Linked DNA regions of Homo sapiens: region 1 is linked to region 2. Evidence: chromatin contacts called from ENCODE POLR2A ChIA-PET data. All regions are on one chromosome and are shown on one strand. The core of a region is the stretch at or near the end of the contact, and the rest is flanking DNA. Distances in the headings are between cores, read along the strand shown. Region 1 holds the start of ADGRG3 (adhesion G protein-coupled receptor G3). Region 2 holds the start of MMP15 (matrix metallopeptidase 15).

The links. ChIA-PET counts read pairs that join two places held with the same protein, here RNA polymerase II (POLR2A).
Region 1: POLR2A ChIA-PET joins it to region 2 with 19 read pairs in HepG2. The contact joins the promoter of ADGRG3 here to the promoter of MMP15 in region 2. POLR2A ChIA-PET finds 5 or more read pairs at or near these places in 3 of 52 experiments (Caco-2, HepG2 and WTC11).

Annotation. Positions count from the first base shown.
Region 1 is chr16:57,665,491-57,670,185 of GRCh38, reverse strand. It overlaps ADGRG3 (adhesion G protein-coupled receptor G3), which reads right to left and starts at 1,880. Exons shown (of 12, transcript NM_170776.5): 1 at 1,781-1,880. The coding sequence starts at 1,838. ADGRG1 (adhesion G protein-coupled receptor G1) reads right to left here. Exons shown (of 14, transcript NM_201525.4): 14 at 4,619-4,695.
Region 2 is chr16:58,023,701-58,028,383 of GRCh38, reverse strand. MMP15 (matrix metallopeptidase 15) reads right to left here and starts at 2,630. Exons shown (of 10, transcript NM_002428.4): 1 at 1,872-2,630. The coding sequence starts at 2,033. RefSeq lists enhancers at 966-1,515, 2,066-2,615, 2,848-3,433, 3,434-4,021 and a silencer at 2,482-2,621.

The DNA of each region.
Region 1 (4,695 bases), core at 631-3,130, 360 kb after region 2:
CCATGGACTGCCTCATTTGGGGGTCAGCAAGTGGAAAGTGGACTGGAGGTCAGAGGGCAGGAGGAGGGCAGAGTGGGCATTTGCCCCCACCCCGCATGGCTCCTTCAGCCCCTGCTGGCTCACCGTGAGCAAACCACCGCCATTTCCCTCCTGTAGCCACAGTCTGGCTGTAGAAGCCCAGGGGGCCACTCCCTCCTGGCCCCTTTAGACCTCACGGTGCTGAAGGCTGCCCCAGGTGCCAGCCTGCCCAGTGACCACCCTCCTTGCTCCCCGTGCCCTGCCCGCACCTTTGTCACGTGTCCCTTCATGCCAGGCCCTCCATTGCATCCACCCCTTGCTCAGCCCTAACAGCTGGGTCTCACATGCGAGCCCCCACCACACTGTGTCACTCCTGCAGACTGTGAGCCTTTTGAGGGCAGGGGCCAAGTGGTACCAGCAGGAGCAGAGGGCACCATCGATGCTTCCTGAATGAATGAATGAATGAATGAATGCGCAAATGGAGAATGGAGACTAACACATCACTGTCCACACAGGAAGTGTGCAGACCTTCCTGTGTGTAGACCTCTCAGAGCTCCTTGCTCAATCAAATGGCTGCTGCTCTGCCCCAACCAGAGCACCCACATCACCATGGGGGAAACAGCATCACCTGGAGGAGGCTTGAAGGCCCAACCAGCGATGACAGCTGGGACCTGAGGACGCCCATGAGCCCTGGTCACAGCTGCCATCGGTGGCTCCGTTCATTCATCTATCAAGGGCTGCCTGGTGGCCTGCTCTGTACCAGGGCCTCCCGGGGCCACTAGGAGGACAGTGCTGTCATCTCCCACCCTTTTTTGAGCCAGGGACTGATTCACTCCACTGAATCTTCCAATGTTTGAAAAGAAGAGGGTTATTTGAAGACCAAATAAGTTGATCTATGTGGCCAAAGTCACGCGACCACACGCTGGACACACAGGGAGATGGACATGCAGGCCCCTCACCGAGTCAGGAGCAAAAAGAGAGTGGCCTGCAAGGCCCTGAGACAGGAGCACTGAGGAGGGAGCACTAACGGGGGAGCACCTCCCTCTGTCCGAGAGGGTTGCTAAGACGCCACAGAGGCCAAGAAGGGTAAATGGAGCTGGCTAAGTGGGCAAGGGGTAGGGGGACAGCTTTCCTGGGAGAGAGGCCAGCAAAGGCAAGGCCCGGGCACTTCCATGGCCTCTGGAGACGCACCATGTGTTTGTGTGTGAGACGGGAGAGTGACGGGGAGGAGTGTGGATCCTGGCTCAGGCCACTGAGGACCAAGAGGTTGTGGCTGAGACTGGGAGAGGGAGCCGGTGTGGGGTGACATGTGCGGGAGGAGAGGTCCAGAAGAACGAGGTGACAGACCTTCCTGGCCTCAGCTTCCAGAGTGTCTGAATCCCGTCCCCAGGATCTCACAAGCCAGCTGGAGAATTGCCTGCCCGGGGCCAACCCCTGTCTCAGAGCCAGGCCTGTCAGGGAGACACAGCCCAGGTTGGGGAGTCAGGGAGCACCCTCCGACCTCCCCTATCTCCAGGGCACTGTGGAGCAACAAAGGGAACCTGAGACCAGTCCTGAGCAAGGTTTAGTGGAAGGACAGGACTGACCCAAAGGGACAGGGCTAGAGAAGGTGCTGAGGCGGCCACGGGGGGTATCGGAGGACACATCCCAGACACCCCAACTCCTCACCTTCTCCAGTCCCTGCGTCTGTCCCTGGATCCCTCCCTCGGCAGGGCAGGGTCGGCCCAGCGTGGCAGGAGGGGATGAGGTGCCAGCCACTCACCTGAGGTCGGGAGCAGGAGGAGCAGGAGCAGGGCCCCCAGGCCCCTGGGCGTCGCCATCCTTGGCCAGCCTTGCCCACGCCAGGAGCTCTGTGGCTGTCTGGCCCTCTGGCCCCAGGCTCTGCTGAGCTGGCCTGCCCCCACCCTGCAGCCCCACCACTCTGGCTTCCTGTGTCCTCTTTCTCACCCTTCCTGCTCGATGGCGCCATTGGTTGGGTTGTGAAAGGTGAGTGTGGGGAACTGGGCAGTGCTCCCAGTCTCACCGCACCCTGGGTCCACCTGCAGAGGGAGCTGCTGAGCCCACCCAGGTATGTGCCCCCGGGGCCCCACTGGGGTGGGATCTACGGGGCTAGGGGCTGGGTGGCCACAGGGGCCTGGCTCAGAGCGGATCCCTGGGAACTGTGGTGAGCACAGGCTTTGGAGTCAGGCGCACCTACTCAGACCCCTCCTCTCACAAGCTGGGAGCCTCTCTGAGCCTCAGTTTCCTCCTCTGTAAAGTGAAGATGGCAATGGGGCTGCCTCCTAAGGCTGTGTCAGGGTTTGATGAGACCTGCAACAAGCTGGGCACAGAGCCTGGCTCTGGGCATGAGGACGAAGACCCAGATGGTGCCTATGGCTTGAACCAGGCTGGAGGGTGTGGGAGGAGAGCAGGAGCTGGCCCTGCAGCCTGAGCTTCCCCCACCAGCCTGGATAACAGGACGGACCCAGAGGCAGGGTAGCGGGAAGACAGCAGTGCGGCCCCGGGGGCTGGTCAGGCCTGAGCTAACATCCATCCTGGCCACTTCCTGGCCGGGTGACCTTGCATGCACTGTCTGTCACCCTGAGCCTCCCGAGGTGTGTGATGAAATCATGGATGACGCAGGCGGAGCCGCCTGTGGCCATTACATCATTTCTGATCATCAGAGCTGTGAAATTGTTGTCTTTACACCCCAAATGGTCACTGATCAGGTGGGAGGTGGGGGTGGCAAACACTCCTGGGCTTCAGCCTAAAGGAATTAGGGCGCCAGCCACTCGGGCCAACTCTGGAGGCCCCACGGATGCACTGTGCATGAGGCCATGGCCACTTGGCAATTGGAAGGTGAAGGGCATCCCACCAAGGTGTGTGGTTGCTGGCATCCCCCTCTGGCCCACGGGGCTGGCACTAGCCCTACTCAGCCTTGGGATTGAACTGGGGAGCCGCTCAGCCCCTGCTGGCCTCCATTTCCTCCTCCTCCCACTCAGTGTCTCCTGCTGAGCCCTCTGGGTCTGGGAAGGGGTAGGGAGGGGATGTCAGGGTCACTCATGGTGTGGGAGCAGGTGGGAATTCAGCATGGAGCAGCAGGTCAGAGCCCAGGGCTTCCTGAGCCCCAGAAACTTCCTCTGCAGGGAGGGCTGCGAAGGCAGATGAATGGCTGGGCCTGCCACTGCTCCACACCTGGCCAGCCTTCTCCTGGAAGATCTGCAGACCTCCCTCCCAGCTGCAGGTGAGGGTGAGGTGGGGCAGTGGACTTGGATGTGCTGGGCCCATCGCTGAAGCCCCATCCTGGCACCTGGGCCCTCAGAGAGGCTCGCAGGTACCAGTGTGTGAAGAAGCGCCTGGGGGTGAGCAGACTGAGATTCCGAGCAGCCAGCCCACCTGGGAAGTGGGCAGAGGGCAGGTGCAGGGGAAGGTCAGGCAGGGCTGGAAGGAGGGCCACCTTTTCCTAAGGCCCCTTCCCTGAAACGCCCCCTGGGGACCAGGGACTAGCCTGGAGCCACTCACAGAACCCTGAGACCCCCCCCAACCCCAGGGCCAACAAAACAGTAGTGTCCCTTCCTGCCGCCTCCTGCCCCAGCTTCTCCCAATGGCTCCAGTGGGCAGGGCCTCAAGTCCTCCAGCGAGACCCAGCCAGCATTCAGCCCTCAGCTGCTCCAATCCATTTCCCAAGCTAAAGGGATGTTTCCAGATGCACGCCTGGCCACATGCTGGCAGAAAGGGCGATCCCACTGTCCAAAGCCCCACAGCCTGGGAAAGTGCATGATAATAACCATCGGGGTAAAAGGATCAGCATGGAACTGTTGGTGCCCTGTGCAGGGCCTACCTGAGAAGGTGAGACCCAACCCAAGACCCCTCCCCACTACCTGAGCCAGCCTCAGATGCAGAAACAAAATGTTTGAGAAGCAGGAGAATTGCGGAGGAACGGGGCTGGGTCATTTCCCCCCCATTCTGGAAGATGGGGGGAGTTGCCTCAACCCCCATCCCAGGACCTAGCCCAGCCATGGGGCTCTGAGAGACCCCCCTCACGGAGACCTAGAAGCCTGTAAGGAGGGAAGCTGGCTTTGATCCCCCGGGGCTGCCCAATCCGGACACTGGGGTAGGGGAGGCTTGGGAAGGTTTGGCCTCTGTCCTTTGGAGCTGGGGGCATAAGAGGAGCCCCCCACCTGCAGAAAGGTGGGGACAGAGGTCAGTGGAGGGAGTGGAGGGGGTGGAGGGAGGGCTGGGAGAGCAGCAGGGCACAGGGGTTCTTGGTCCCTGCAGGTCCCAAGATCCCACATTCACGCCCCTCAGAGGGCACTGCCAGTCTAGACCCAGCTGCCTCACACCCACCTTGTCCAATCCAAGACTCTGAGCCTCTTCCCCTGCTGGGCATCCCCCTAGAGTGGCCAGGGGAGGAGGGAGGAGCCTGCAGAAGGGAGAGAGTGGACTGTGGGCCTTGGGGAGGACTTTGGCTGCACTGGGACCTCTTACCTGAACACAGTAGCAATGATCCGTTGTGACTGCCCTCATCACAGGGAAGATGGGAACCTGCGTGATCTGCCTCACCTGGGCCTTAGGAGCGGGAGGAGAGATTGATTTGGTGGAACAAGGTTAAAGGCAGGGATGGGAGAGAAGTCCAGTGATTTAATTCTTGCAGCCCACCTGCTGCAGAGTGATCAGTAAACTGGTTGCATAAATCCC
Region 2 (4,683 bases), core at 1,381-3,880:
CTCCTTAAACCTTCCGGGGTCTCTTCCAGTCACTGCCCAGGTCCAACCCAAGTGTTTCCCCAGGAGTAGGGCTCCAGGACAGTCACAACCTCCAGATCAGGAGCACGGTTTGTGATAACGCAACCATGGCTTCTTCCCTGGCGGCATCGAGCTGTGGGCACTCCCTGAGCTGGGGAGTTGGGGTAGGGGTGAGATGGAACTGGAAAAGCAGAAGAGAGAGAGAGTGAAGCCCCTCCAACTACAGGTCCCTGCACCCCTGAGCTCCTGGCCAGCTAGGATGCCATTAGCAATGCACGGCCATTGAATTCCATCACTGCTTCCTATGTATTGACGCCATCCCTAAGTAGATTAGAAACTCAATGGTGGGACTGTGACTTGAAATTCTTTGGCACTCCAGCCCAGAGTGGCAGGTGGGCCCAAATGGCACTCTCCGCCCAGTACTTGGGTCACAGGCTGAGGGGTAATCCTCACCAACAGGAGCCCCCTAAAGCTCCTCCTGCCTGTGTGAATGGGGTGGGGGAGGGTGGCCAGACTGGGTCGGGGCGGGGCTCCTATCCTGCCTCCCACCAGGGCCTGGCTCCTCCTTCAGCTCTCCCTGGCCAGGCCAGGGAGGGAGGGCAGAGCAGGTGGGGAAATGGCTGGGAGGTGTAACTCGAGCCCAGGAGGAATTCCCTGCCCTTCCTCTATGCTTTTATTAAAGTAGGGCGGGGAAGGGCAAGCTTCCATCGGAAAAATCTCCCAGGCAGCCCGGAGAGGTGGGAAAGCCGCCGTGGGCCAGGGAGGGAGCACCAGCTGAGCTGCAAATAGAAACGGCGCTCAGGCCCGCAGCCCGGGCAGCCCAAGGGCACCAAGGCCTGAGCACCGTTCAGAAGCGGCTCCGGGGTGGTTCTTTCTCCCTACTCCCCGCCCAAGTCCTCTCCCCGCCTATCTGGGGCAGGGCGCAGGTCTTAGAAGTCGGGGAAGAGTGGACCCTGCTCTTGCTCTGGGGCAAGAAAGCTGGCGCCTTCGGTGTCCTCGCTCGGGAGACACCATGGAGCTGGGGCGCTGGCTGGACTCGGCTCTACGCCGGGATGTCGCGCCTGGTCACCCGCGGGACCCATCCAGAGCGGGGCCCCGGGAGGGACGCCAAGCGGGCTCCTAGCGAAGAGAGGCGCGGGGTCCACCCTCTCGAATCCAGGGCTTCGACGTAGGGGCGCTGTTGGGAGGAAGCGCTGTGGGAGGCAGGGTCCGTCCTTAGGACCCCGCCCGGGCGTGCCTAGGCTTCCTCGCAAAAGCGCAGAAAGTCGCCAAAGCGCCCCCGCAACCCGAGTCCGCTGCCTCAGCCGTTTGCACCCATCCCCCCGCCTCCATCCTGGCCCGCCGTGCGCGGCTCGGTATCACCCAGACGGGAGGCCACCTGGGCAGGAGCGCAGTTGCCCAGCCGCCCAGCTCTTGCTCCGCCTGTGGCTGTCCCCGAGAGCAGCCCCCTCCCCACTCGCAAAGAGCGCCACTGCGCGCCAGCCGGGCTCTCGAGGAATCGGCTGCCCTGGAGGGAAGGAAGGAGGGGAGGCAAGGGCTGGGGGCGGCGGAAGCGGCTCCCGGGACACAGGCTGAATGTAAGGGGGTCGGGGTGGGGGCTCAGTGCCCAGAACAGGGCTGTAGGAGTAGCGGGGAGGAGAGCGAGGCCCTGCGCCCTCAAGGGTTTGCGAAGAGGTGCGCTGCAGAGGGCGAGCTGGGGAGGGGCAGACTGCCAAGTCCGCTTGCTTCCCCGCCACGGCCCAGAACAGGGGGCGCGTCTCCGCTCCCTCCACCTCCAAGTCCCAGCCTGCGGACGTGGCGCCTCTCCCTCCAAGCCCCCAGCCCGCAGCCAAAGGGCAGGGCGGGGGTCTTACCTCGGCATGGACCTCCGCGTCTTCGGCCGCTACGCCAAGGCCCAGGCAGCCCAGAAGCACCAGGAGCAGCGGCAGCAGTCGCGGCCGCGCCGCCTCCTCCCGGTCGCCGAGGAGGCTGCCCGTCCAGCCCGGCCGTCCGGGCGCGCTCGGGTCGCTGCCCATGCTCTCGGCGCCCAGCCCAGCTCGGAACACTGCACGCCGGATCCTCGCACGCGCCTTGGAAACTTGCGACGCTCCCTGGCTCCTGGCCCGGCAGGCGCGCCGCGGACCTCGGGCTCCCGGTCCCCGCCGGAGCCGCCTAGGTCGCCTCGGCAAATTCCCAAGCCCGAGGAGAAGCGGGCAGGGCAGGTCCGGGAGCTCGGAACCAGCCGGCGGGAAAGGGGGCCGACCGGAGCTGCCCCCGGCGAGGTTCCGCAGCCTCGGCGCCCAGCGCCTGGGGCCCGGCTCCCGAGAGCAAGCGCAACTCCGGAGCCTTTGTCTGGCTCAGCGCTCCGGCCGCCCGGTCCCGCGGCGCTCCCTGCGCGCCCAGCTCCCTCTGTCCATGCCCGGGGCCGGGCGCTGCCCGGAGCGCGCGCCTCCTGCACGGGGATTCTGCTCGCCGCCGCGCCCGACCGGGCCCGGGTCCCCAAGCAGTCCCGGGAGGAGGCGCAGGGAGCCGACCCGAGAGAGCGAGCGAGAGAGCAAGCGAGCCAGCCAAGGAGCGGGCGCCCGACGTCCCCGGCGAGTTCAGCGCGGCTCCGGGCGCTCCCAGCCCTCCTCCCCGCGCGCCGCGGCCGCCGCGCTCTTAAAGGGCCAGTGTGCTCCCAATGCGCGGACCCGGGCGGGGACCGGGGGCGGTGCCCCAGCCGCAGGCTTCTCACAAGCAGGTGCGGGCGGCCGAGGCCCGACAGGTGGGCGGTCCGTTTACGCTTCCCAGACGGCAGGAAACCTCTCCAGCCCACCCCGCGTCACTCCCAACCCAGCGCCTAGGGGGCGGGGGTGACCTCCAACGCGACCCCCCGCGGAGGGAGGAGGCAGGGAAGGCGTGGTCTCCCCGCCTGGGAAGAATGAAGACTCCTCCTTCTCATACCTGGTGGGGGATACCGAGGCCTAGGCGGACGGGAAGGAGGTCTTAGGGGAGGGATCAAAGAGTCGTTTTAGGCTTAAATATAAATATATATGTATATATGGATATTTGTCAGCCTGAAACCTCTTTTCAAAAGCCGCAGGGTGTCTCTGGCCATTGAATAACTTTCCTCAGTAGCAAAGTGAGGGTTTTGTGCGCGTCGAGGGCGCGTTGCGGCGGACAAGGGGCAGGTTTAGGAGGGACACGGTTCAAGTTCCGCGTCCGCCCCTTAGCTGCCGCTTGCACGTGGGCAAATTAATCTCTCCGAGCCTCCATGTTCTTATCGGGAACGTGGGGCAAAGAGTTGGGGTGAGGGCGAGGTAAGACTTCCGGCTCCTGGCCTGGCGCAATAGGTGCCCAAGCACTTTGGCCACTGGCTGGTGCGAGTGAAGTGCGACAGTGCGGCCGGAGTCGGCGCGGGGCGGGTGGACACACCTCCCCGCGAAGCTTAACGAGCTGGATTTCATTCTATTCCGGAAGCAGCTTGAGGTCGGGGCGGGGTGGATGCAGGAGGCCAGAGCTGGGAGGCCCGGGTCGAAGGTCCACCGAGACCCGGGGACCAGGCCAAGGGCAGCCCTGGCGCGGCGGACTGGCCGGCGTGGTCAGTGGGTGAGGGTTGCAGGCAGGAGGGCGGAGACCGAAGATAAGCTGTTCCTTATCTTCAGACCCGGAAATGGAAGCCGTCCTCACCTGAGGGCGGTTTTCTCTAGAGCAGGCCCTCGGGGCACCCTAGCCGGCCTCACCTCCCGGAAACTGGAAATCAGGAGACCTGGCAGAGTGCCTTAGAGAGGGCGCGTTTGAACCCTCCTGGGATGTCCTTGGGGAAAGGAAGTCGGAGTTTAGAGAAAGGAACCGGGCGATTCTATCATTTCCACGGACTCACTTCTCTGTGGGATCCTTCATCTGGGAAGTTGGTTTCTAAATTCTCCACTTCGAAATTTGCTTTTGGGAAATGTGCAGTGGTCTTCAGACACGGACAACGGGGTTGTCCTTGTTTAACCGACCACGTCGCACTCTTTCATGATATTTAGTCCCGATTAGCCAATTTTAAAAAGTTTGGGGCTAGGTAAAGTGGCTCAAGCCTGTAATCCCAGCACTTTGGGAGACCGAAGTGGGAGGATTGCTTTAGCCCAGGAGTTCAAGACCAGCCTGGGCAACATGACAAGACCCCATCTGTACAAAGAATACAAAAATTAGCCAGGTGTGGTGGTGTACGTCTGTAGGCCCAGCTACTTGGGAGGCTGAGTTGGGAGGATCACTTGAACCCAGGAGGTTGAGGATGCAGTGAGCTATGATCATGCCGCTGCCCTTCAACCCGGCTGTCAGAGCGAGACACTGTCTCAGAAAAAAAGAAAAAAAAAGTTGGGGTTTAAGGGGCTAGCTGTTAGTGAGAGGAGCCCAGGAATGAGTGGAGCAACGTTCTTTGAGGCCTGGGTCGGTCAAGTCTGGTGATTTTCTCTCTGTTGGAGGTTCCTCTCTTGGGGTCCAATCCTGCCTTAAGGAAATGACATCCCCTGTGACCAGATCTTGAAGCTCCCAATTATTGGTTCTGGCTCCTATAGGTACTTTGGGAGTCCAAGGTGGATTTGCATCTACATCCAACCCAAGATAGCTGGGTTTCTACTGGGTCTGGACAGCACCCAAAGCCCGAAAGGACTAGTCAGTGGGACTGAGATGTGTGAACTGCAGCCCTTCCATCAAGTAGCT